Linked DNA regions of Homo sapiens: region 1 is linked to region 2. A link is an interaction called in ENCODE POLR2A ChIA-PET data of the cell type or tissue named here. Cell type or tissue: Caco-2. All regions are shown on one strand. Each heading gives the region's core, and the rest is flanking DNA. Links, peaks and the distances in the headings are about the cores only. Region 1 overlaps GAL3ST3 (galactose-3-O-sulfotransferase 3). Region 2 overlaps B4GAT1-DT (B4GAT1 divergent transcript).

Evidence for each region. ChIA-PET counts read pairs that join two places held together with the same protein. Peaks named below come from ENCODE experiments on the same cell type or tissue, not always from the same donor. Only the 100,000 strongest peaks of a DNase experiment are listed, where the experiment ranks them.
Region 1: POLR2A ChIA-PET joins it to region 2 with 8 read pairs; 1 of 35 experiments calls an interaction of 5 or more read pairs at or near these places.

The regions. Positions count from the first base shown.
Region 1 is chr11:66,042,880-66,048,248 of GRCh38, forward strand. It overlaps GAL3ST3 (galactose-3-O-sulfotransferase 3), which reads right to left. Exons shown (of 3, transcript NM_033036.3): 2 at 2,412-2,648; 3 at 1-798. The coding sequence starts at 2,536. Among named protein-coding and RNA genes, the nearest start is that of GAL3ST3, 3.6 kb to the right of the region's middle. RefSeq lists a silencer at 2,404-2,453 and an enhancer at 2,564-2,763. In Caco-2, for the core only: a CTCF peak has its summit at 2,435 (motif pointing left); a DNase peak (open chromatin) is centred at 2,432.
Region 2 is chr11:66,350,227-66,355,595 of GRCh38, forward strand. All of the region lies in intron 1 of B4GAT1-DT (B4GAT1 divergent transcript), which reads left to right. Among named protein-coding and RNA genes, the nearest start is that of TRS-GCT3-1, 4.8 kb to the left of the region's middle. In Caco-2, for the core only: no CTCF peak of the experiment used is centred there; a DNase peak (open chromatin) is centred at 3,135; H3K4me3 peaks cover 845 bases.

The sequences.
Region 1 (5,369 bases), core at 195-5,194, 310 kb before region 2:
TGGCGCCAGAAGGTGGCGTTGAAGTGGTCGTAGAGGCCGGCGTCCAGGGCGTTCCAGGTGCGCGCCGCCCGCGCCAGCGCCGCGGGGATGGCGGCCAGGCGCGAGCTGGCGGCGCGCGCGTTGAGCTTGGCGTAGAGCACGTCGTCCAGGTCCCAGGCCAGTAGGCGCCGCAGCAGCACTAGCGACTCGTCGAAGTACTCGGCGATCATGACGAGCGAGAAAACCTCCTCCACCTGGCGGATGAGGCCCGCCAGGTAGGCGGCGTCGTCGCGCGGGCTGCGCTCATTGTCGCCGCCCAGGTCGTAGGCCAGCGTGTTGTGTGCGAACATGGCGAAGTGCTCGCCAGCGCGGTAGTATGCCTCGGGCGCGCGCAGGAAGGCCTCGAGCGAGGCGTTGGGTACGCGCCGGAAGGCCGGGCAGTACTGGTTGTAGTAGCTGAAGAGCGACTCGAACATGGCGGCCGGCTCGCGCAGGATGGTGACATAGACGGTGCTGGGCGGCATGAGGCGCTCCAGCTCCGCACGGTCGAAGCGCAGGTGGCTGGCCAGCACGTGCGGCGGCCGCGTGGCCGGGTGCACGAAGTGCGCCGAGAAGTTGCGGGGGTAGCAGAACTGGTGCTCGCAGCTCGGGTGCGGCAGGGCCACCGTCAGGTTGTGGCGCTCGGCAAAGCGAAACAGGATGTTCTGCACCGTCGTGCCTGCCGTCTTGTGAGTCTTCAGGAAGGCCACAGTCATGTGCTTGGGGCGCGGCGGCGAGTTCCGCAGAGGAGGGCAGCTCAAGGGGAACAGCTTGGGGTACCTGCCAGGCCCAGGGAGTGTGCGGAGAGGAGGGTGTGAGGGGGCTGCCGCTTGACCCCTGCCCTTACCCAAGGACTGTGGGATGCCCCACAGCGCGGCCCCGCCTGGGCTGCACTCATGGAAAGGTCGAGGGCGGTGCTTGGTAGCCTCTAAGATGCCCTCTATGATCCCTGCTGCCCTCCTGGTATTCATGCCCTTGAGTATTCCCCTCACCTGAGTTAGGCTGGACTTATCATTGCATCTAAAGAAGAGAAGAGGGCAGAAATGATGGGATGTCACTTCTTAAATTTCATCATAGAAAGACTGTGGCTGGCTAGTATCTTGGTGTCTTTCACTCAATCTGGGATGACAGATGATGGGGGAAGCAAGCTGCCATATAGTGGGCAGCCCTATAGGGAGCTACCACTAAGTGGGAAAAGCCCACAAGGACCTAAGGCCCTCAGTCCACCAGCCGGCTTGAAGACCTGAAGCCTGTCAAAACCACGTGAGTGAGCTTGGAAGCTGATCCCTTCCAATCAAGCCTTCGGATGAGACTGCATCACCAGCAAACACCTTGGTTGCAACCCCATGAAAGACCTTGGTCCAGAAGTTCCCAGTAAGCCACACCTGGCTTCCTGACCCAAAATAACAGATGTTTGTGTTTTCAGCTGCTAAGCTTTAAGATAATTTGTTTATGTAGAAATAAATAAGGGACAAAGACCCCTGGAGATCTTTGAGGAATCCCACTTTGTATATGTAGAAACTGAGGGCCAAAAGGAGAACAATCACTTACACAAAGTCTGGAGACGACTCACATGGTCACTAAATCCTTTTGCTCTTTCTCATTTTTACTCTTTAACTGGCTCCTCACTTTGTAGATGGTTGGCACTGGGCTTTGCAGCAACCCATTGTTATGTTTCTCTTGAGGCTTCTAAAGCCTCATTAATTCAGTCATCAAATATTTTTTGGGTGTCCACTATGTGCCAGGTTAATGCTAGGTTCAAGAAATACAGTAATATACAAAAACAATCCTAGCCCTCGTGAAGCTTTCATTTCTGTTGCTTCATTCTTAAAACATGGGTGTTTGGGATTTCAAACCAAATTATCTGGCAAGGGGGGCTGGGCGCATTCACACCATTCTCAGGGGCAGACAGTGTAGAAAATGGGGACATGAAGTCTCCGAGAGGTGCAGGGATTTGTTGGGTTCACACAGTGAGTCAGGAGTAGGGTTGGGGTTCCCATGAATCACATGGTATCCTGTGTGAGGGTGACTGGCTGTGTCACACATATCATGTCTCACTTTATAGATGAGAAAACGGGGGCTCGGAGAAGTGAGGGGACTTGGCCTTGCCCAGCACTACGGAAGTTGTGAGAAGTTGTTTCCACTGGGGAAATGCTTAGCTGCATGCTGTGGGGAGTTGAGCTGGATTCGGATCTCAGCTAACTGATTCTGTAACTTTGAGCAAGTCACTCAGCCCTTTCATTGAAGAGCAGTCCCTGTCCAGGGAGGCTGTGTGGCCCTAAAGGGAAAGCACTTTCAGAATAGAGGGGAGGAGCAAAGCCTAGCAGGACCCTTCTAGCAGGTGGAAGAATGGGGAGGGGAGCTCCGGCCCCCCTGGGGCCCCGCCCCCTTACCAGCTGAGCTGCGCCCCCTGGTGGATGAGAAGGCTTACGGTGCTGCACCCTAGCACCAGCAGCAGGATTTTCCGGCGGCTCATCATCTTGGTGGCCTGCTGCAGGCGCTGGAGGATGGGTGGCATGGCGGAGTACCCACCCCTGGACCAGCCAGGGCCTCACTATCCAGGACTCCCTTCACAGGCACTCATGGGGGATCCTGCGGCTCTGGTAGCAGGGCCAGTGTTCCCGAGAAGCCTGGCAGAAGAAGGCAGACGGGTTTGCAGTGGGCAGAGGAGATGGGATCTGGCCCCCAGCAGGTCTGATGCAAAGAGCTCCAACAGGTGGGGTAAGCAGAGAGGCCAGGGCAGATCGGATTCCTACCTCCCGTTATCAAGACCCTATCTCCTCACTGCTCCAGATAACTTAGTCTTGGGTGGAATTACAGGGTCTGGGGTGTAGCCAGCCCTTCAGGCTGTAGCCACTCCCATCCCTCAGCCCTGTCTCTGTCTCTCTGCCTGCTCCTAACTCGTCTTTGTCTCATGGTTATTTGTACATGTCTCCCCAGTGGAGTGGCTTTAGCGCCAGGGCTTGGCTCAGAACATAGAGGTCTCAACTCAAAGTTTCCTCTCCTCCAGGACTCCTTGCCCAATTGCTTTAGCCCAGGGTTGGTCCTGACTCCCCAGAGAAACCGAGCTCCTCGGAAACACTGATCAGGCCTTCACCTCCTTGGATCGATATGGCTTTGAGTCGATACTGCAGGCTTACTCTATGTACTGTATTATTACATACTTAATCCCATTTAGTCCTCACCACAGCCCTGACCTAGGTATTATTCCCACTGTATAGATAAGGAAACTGAGGCTCTAAGAGATTATATCACTTGTCCATAGCTACACAGCTGGTAACAGTAGAAATGAGATTCATACCTGCTGTTTCTGGCTCCAAAGTCCATGCCCTTAGACACTGTATATGCTATTTCTGTAGAGAACTGGTTTCCCCAACCTTGCCCTAGACTCTGGCAATTCTGCATCCTTCTGAGTCCTGAGCGCTCCTAGCTGGGCTCCTGCCCTGAGGGCCCAAGACTGAGAAATTCATGAGGGAAAGGAAGGTCTTGAAATCCTGGAGCCCTATCTGGATTCCATCCCCAGACACCTGAAACCCAGGCGGCCCCATCAGCTGACTCTGCAGGGAAAAGTGCCTGACCAAAGCAATGAGATGGCAGCCTGGGCGGGGTGTGGGTTGGGTAAGAGGTGGCTCCTGCTTGTTGCCCTACGGAGGATCTCCAGGAGAAGGTGAGCTTCCATCCCAGGTAAGCCCAGGAGTAAGAGAGGGGAGGAGGGCTTGGTCACACACAAGTCTCCTTTCCCCACAGGAATGCCTTGGCTTAAGGGCAGCCCAATCCTGGGCAGCTCCCGTGGAAAGTCCACTTCAGCAGTGATGCCTGTCCCCAAGCTAGGGTGGGGCCTCAGTCTCCAGGTTCAAGTTTAGCTTCAGCCCTCACACATATCCTTCTCCACGGGGGAGGGGGAGCCTGGAACCTGATGGGCATGTGCATGTGGAACTAGGACACCTGGGTCCCAGGAGGGGTAAGGTAATATGAAAACCCTTTTGATCATCACCTTTTCTGGGAGCCCTGGGCTTGGCTTCCAGTCTCTCTTCTTGACCCTGCTCCCTTAATCCTGGATTACATTTAAACCTGTTTGGGTGGAAAGATGTTCTGTTTATGCCTCCCCTTCTCTCTAGGCCTTATCGCTGCTTCCCTCCACCTGCCTGCAGACAGACTTAATCCGGCCGGAGCCAAGGGTAAAGGGTCCAGCCACAGAGGGTAACCAAGGGCACAGCAGAGGAAGTCTAAGGCCCTCCCTGTCTCTTCAAGGATTGCTGGGGCAGAGAAGGGCTGGCCTGGCCTGGCTGGGGCTGCTTGCAGGAGGAAGTGAGAGCCCTTGGCCCTCTAAGGATACACACCTTTTTCCTCTGTCACTCCTGCTGCTTAGAGAACTTGGTGATTAGACAGAAGTGTCCCAAGATGGGAAGAGGGGAGTCTACATCCACCTTTGCTAAACTTGCAGAAACCACCCTATTTCTCAGAGGATTCAGGGTCAGCCAAGGAAGTCAAGCCTAGCTATGGGGGACCTTTCCCGAGGGCAGAGCTTCTACTGGCCGCACAGAGAGAGTGACAGGTGCCTGGTATCCCCCTCTGTCCCACTCTTGGGCCTTTCCCCACTTCCCTACATGGCTGAGCTCTGGGGAGCTAGCCAGGCCCCAGTCTGAGGCCTGCTTAGGGACAGGGGACAGGGCATCCTCAGTGCAGGAATTCCCTGGACACCAGCCCCTGAAGGCGGGCACCAGCTTCTGTATGGCCACTGTCAATGACAGGGTGTTCATCACCTCCTGATACAGCCTGGTCCATTTCTGAGCAACTTACAGCTTGTTCAGGTTCTTTCCGGGACAGCCAGGATTACCCTGCCAGTGGTAGCACCTGCTTCGGCCTGCCCCTTACACCTCCCATTCTGCACTCTTGGTAGTGCTGCCCTCCTAGAGCACATAGAACATTTTTCTCCATGACAGACCTTCAGGTATTTGGAAGCAGTAACCCTGTCTCCTCTGGGTGGGCACTCGGCCAGGCTAAACATTCCAGGTCCTGAGAGAGGGTGCTGCTCGGACACTGTGGGAGGCCTGCCTTCCCTTGGCAATTTGACTCCAAGATGCCTGTTTTGGAGATGGGGCCAAGGCAGTGCCTCTCAGGGAGGGGGCCACTGGGCTGGGTTTCCATCGGATTTTCTGGCTGGTGTGGGGTGCATGATGGTGCTGCTGGAGCTGTGCTTTAGAGCAGTGGCCCTGGCTCCTGCCCTCAGATGCTTCACACGACTCCCCATTGTGCCTGGTGTCTTCTCCATAGAGAGAGTTCTCCCAGCTATCCCAGGCAGGTCAGGACGCCCAGGCTCATCAGAATGTCAGTGCTAATTTTAGTCAGAA
Region 2 (5,369 bases), core at 56-5,055:
GTTAATTTTTTCCTAGGTATTTTATTCTTTTGTATCCTATTGTAAATGGAGTTGTTTTCTTAATTTCCTTTTCACGTTGTTCATTGTTAGTGTATAGAAATATAACTGAATTTTTGTTGTTGTTGTTGTTGTTTTGAGATGGAGTTTCGCCCTTTCACCCAGGCTCGAGTGAAGTGGCGCGATCTTGGCTGACTGCAACGTCTGCCCCCCGGGTTCAAGCAATTCTCCAGCTTCAACCTCCCGAGTAGCTGGGACTACAGGTGCATGCCACCACACCCGGCTAATTTTTGTATTTTTAGTAGAGACGGGGTTTTGCCATGTTGGCTAGGCTGGTTTCAAACTCCTGACCTCAGGTGATCCACCTGCCTCAGCGTCACAAAGTGGTAGGATTACAGGCATGAGCCACTGTGCCCAACCAGAATTTTGTGTGTTAACTTTTTTTTTTTTTTTTTGAGGCAGAGTCTCACTCTGTCTCCCAGGCTGGAGTGCAGTGGAGTGATCTCACCTCATTGCAACCTCCGCCTCTTAGGTTCAAGTGATTCTCCTGCCTCAGCCTCTCTAGTAGCTGGGACTACAGGCGTGCGCCACCACACCCAGTTAATTTTTATATTTTTAGTAGAGACAGGGTTTCACCATGTTGGCCAAGCTGGTCTTGAACTCTTGACCTCGAGTGATCCACCCACCTCAGCCTCCCAAAGTGCTTGGATTACGGGCACGAGCCACTGAGCCAGGCTATTGTGTGTTAATCTTGAATTCTGCAACTTTGCTGACTTTATTAGCTCTAAAAGTTTGTGTATGTGTGTACGTGTCTGTGTGTGTGTGTGTGTGTGTCTCTGTGTGTATGCATGTATTCCTTAGGATTTTCTATATATGTATATATTATGTCATCTGTGACTATGAATAGTTTTACCTCTTTTTCAGTTTGGTTAACTTTTGTTTCTTTTTCTTGCCATTTTTTTTCCCACCCCAGTGCAGAAGTTCATTTCTTGCCAAATTGCTCTAGCTAGAACTTCTAGTACAATGTTGAGGAGATGAAACGGTGAAACCACGTATCCTTCTCTTGTTCCTGATCTTTGGGGGAAGGCTTTAGGTCTTTCGCCATTAAGTATGATGTTATTTGTGGATTTTTCATAAATGCCCTTTATCAGGTGAAGGAAGTTTCCACCTATTCCTTGTTTATTCAGCATTTTTATCTTGAACGAGTGTTGGACTTTGTCACATGCTTTTTATCTTGAACGAGTGTTGGACTTTGTCACATGCTTTTTATCTTGAAAGCGTGTTGGATTTTGTCACTTGCTTTTTGTTCATAAATTGAGGTGATCACTTGGTGTTTCCTCTTCATTCTATTAATGTGGTGTATTACATTGATTGATTTTCTTTTTCTTTTTTTGAGACGTTCTTGCTCTGTTTCCCAGGCTGGAGTGCAGTGGAGCGATCTTGGCTCACGGCAACCTCTGCGTCCTGGGTTCAAGTTATTCTCATGCCTCAGCCTCCGGAGTAGCTGGGATTACAGGCATGCGCCATCATGCCTGGCTAATTTTTGTATTTTTTAGTAGAGATGCCGTTTCACCATGTTCGCCAGGCTGGTCTTGAAATCCTGACCTCAAGTGATCTGCCCGCCTCGGTCTCCCAAAGTGCTGATATTACAGGCATGAGCCACCACACCCAGCCTTTCTTTTTTTTTTTTTTTTTTGAGATGGAGTCTCGCTCTGTCACCCAGGTTGGAGTGAGTGGCGCGATCTTGGCTCATGGCAACCTCTACCTCCCAGGTTCAAGTGATTCTCCTGCCTCAGCTTCCTGACTAGCTGGGATTACAGGTGTGCACCACCACAGCCAGCTAATATTTTTTGTATTTTTAGTAGAGACGGATTTCACCATGTTGTCTAGGCTGGTCTCAAACTCCTGACCTCAAGTGATCCACCTGCTTCAGCCTCCCAAAGTGCTGGGATTACAGGGTGAGCCACCGTGCCCGGCCACACTGATTGATTTTTGTATGTTAAACAATCTTGCATTTCTGGAATAATTCCTACTTGGTCATGGTGTATAATTCTGTTAATATGTTGCTGGGTTAGGTTTGCTAGTATTTTGTGGAGGATTTTTGCATCTATATTCATATGAGATACGGTCTGTAGTTTTCTTGGGATGGTCTGTATATTAGTTTGGCCTCAGGTCACATAGAATGAGTTGTAAAGTGTTTTCTATTTTTTGGAAGAGTTTGAGAAGGATTGTTGTAAATTTCTTTTTACTTTGCACACTACACTGTTATAGGATTGTTGTTAATTCTTTTTGTTTTGTTTTGTTTTGTTTTGTTTGTGACAGAGTCTCGCTCTGTCACCCAGGCTGGAGTGCAGTGGCATGATCTCGGCTCACTGCAACCTCTGCCTCCTGGGTTCCAGCGATTCTCCCGTCTCAGCCTCCAGAGTAGCTGGGATTACAGGTGTGCGCCACCATGCCTGGCTAATTTTTGTATTTTTACTAGAGACGAGGTTTCACCATGTTGCAGGCTGGTCTCAAACTCCTGACCTCAGGTGATCTGCCCTCATCCGCCTCCCAAAGTGCTGGGATTACGGGCATGAGGCACCGCGCCCAGCCGGATTGATGTTAATTCTTTAAGTGATTGGTAGAATTCACTTGTGAAGCCATCTGGTCCTGGGATTTTCTTTGTTGGGAGGTTTTTGATTACAGATTAAATCTGGTTACTTGTTATAGGTCTGTTCAGATTTCCTGTTTCTTCTTGCATCAGTTTTGGTAGTTTGTGTGTTTTCAGGAATTTGTCCATTTCATCTGATTTGTTAGCATACAGTTATTCATAGTATTCTCTTATAGTCCTTTTTACTTCTGGGTAAAGGCATACCTCACTTTTTTTTTTTTTTTTTAGATGGAGTCTCGCTCTGTTGCCCAGGCTGGAGTACAGTGGTGCAATCTAGGCTCACTGCAAGCTCCACCTCCCGGGTTCACGCCGTTCTTTTGCCTCAGCCTCCCATGTAGCTGGGACTACAGGTGCCTGCCACCACGCCTGGCTAATTTTTTTGTATTTTTAGTAGAAACGGGGTTTCATCCTGTTAGCCAGGATGGTTGCAATCTCCTAACCTTGTGATCCACCCCCCTCCGCCTCCCAAAGTGCTGGGATTACAGGCGTGAGCCACCACGCCCAGCCAGGCATACCTCACTTTATTGCACTTTGGTTTATTGCACGTCACAGATAATTGCATTTTTTTTTTTTTACAGATTGAAGGTGGCGGGTTCCTGTAGTCCCAGCTACTCAGGAGGCTGAGGCAGGAGAATGGCATGAACCCGGGAGGCAGAGCTTGCAGTGAGCCGAGATCGTGCCACTGCACTCCAGCCTGGGTGACAGAGCGAAACTCCGTCTCAAAAAAAAAAAAAAATCAGTAAGTGTTGTGTGTGTGCTGACTGCTCCACCGACTGACTGTTCTCCCCTTCCTCATACCTCCCTATTTCCTGAAACACAAAAATATTGAAATTAGGCTGATAATTCTATGTTGGCCTCTAAGTGTTCAAGTGAAAGGAAGAGTTGCACTTCTCTCATTTTAAATCAAAAGCTAGAAATGATTACACATAGTGAGGAAGGCATGGTAAACACTGTGATAGGCTGAAAGCTAGGCCTCTTGTGCCAAATGGTCAGCCAAGTTGTGAATGCAAAGGAAAAGTTCTTGAAGGAATTAAAAGTGCTACCCCAGTGAACACACAAAAGATAAGAAAGTGAGGCCGAGCGTCGTGACTCACGCTTGTAATCCCAGCACTTCAAGAGGCCAAGGCAGGCAGATCCCCTTGAGCCCAGGAGTTTGAGAACAGCCTGGGCAACATGGCGAAACCCCGTCTCTACTAAAAATACAAAAAAATCGCCAGCCATGGTGGCGCATACCTGTAGTCCCAGCTACTCAGGAGGCTGAGGCGGGAGAATCACCTGAACCCAGAGGTCTAGGCTGCAGTGAGCCATGATCATGCCACTGCACTGGAGACCTTGGAATACGCTGATGACTTTGAAGGGTTCAAGACTTCAGTGGAGGAAGTAACTGCAAATATGATGGAAATAGCAAGAGAACTAGAATTAGAAGTTGAGTCTGAAGATGTAACTGAATTGCTGCGATATCATGAGAAAACTTGAATGGATGAGGAGTTGCTTCTTCTGGATCATCAAAGTGGTTTCTTCAGATAGAATCTACTCCTGGCAAGGATGCGGTGAACATTGATAAATGACAACAAGGATTTAGAATATTATGTAAACTTAATTGATAAAGTAGCTGTAGGATTTGAGAGGATTGACTTTAATTTTGAAAGAACTTCTACTGTGGGTAAAATGTTATCAAACAGCATCGCATGTTAGAGAGAAATCTTGCATGAAAGGATCAATCAGTGCAGCAAATTTCATCGTTGCCTTATTTTAAGAAATTGGCACAGCCACCCCCATCTTCAGCAACTACCATCCTGATCAGTCAGCAGCTATCAACATCGAGGCAAGACCCTCCACCAGCAAAAAGATTACAACTTGCTAAAGGTTTCAGGATTATGACTTACTGAAGGTTCCGGTGATCACTAGCATTTTTAAGCAATAAGGTTTTTTTTTTTTCTTTTTTCTTTTGAGATGGAGTCTTGCTCTGTTGCCCAGGCTGGAGTGCAGTGGCGAGATCTCAGCTCACTGCAACCTCCACCTCCCAGGTTCAAGTGATTCTCCTGCCTCAGCCTCCCGAGTAGCTGAGATTACAGGCACGCATCACCATGCCCAGCTAATTTTTGTATTTTTAGTAGAGACGGGGTTTCTCCATGTTGGCCAGGCTGGTCTCAAACTCCTGACCTCAGGTGATCTGCCCTAGCCCACCATGGCCTCCCAAAGTGCTGGGATTACAGGTGTGAGACACCGCACCCAGCCACAATAAATATTTTTAATTAAGGTATATACATTGTTTTTTAGACACAATGCTATTGCATACTTAATAGACTACAATGTAGCATAAGCATAACTTTTTTTTTTGAGACAGAGTCTTGCTGGAGTGCAATCCTGCGATCTCAGCTCACTGCAACCTCCGCCTCCCTGATTCAAGCAATTCTCCTGCCTCAGCCTCCCGAGTAGCTGGGATTACAGGCACCTGCCACCACGCCCAGCTAATTTTTGTATTTTTAGAAGAGACAGGGTTTCACCATGTTGGTCAGGCTGGTATCAAACTCCTGACCTCAGTTGATCTACCCGCCTCGCCTCCCAAAGTGCTGGGATTACAGGCATGAGCCACCGCGCCCGGCCAAGCATAACTTTTATATGCACCGGGAAACCCCAAGTTATTGCAATATTTGCTTTATTGCAGTGGTCTGAAACCAAACCTGCAATATGTTTTAGGTGTGCCTATAATTGGTAG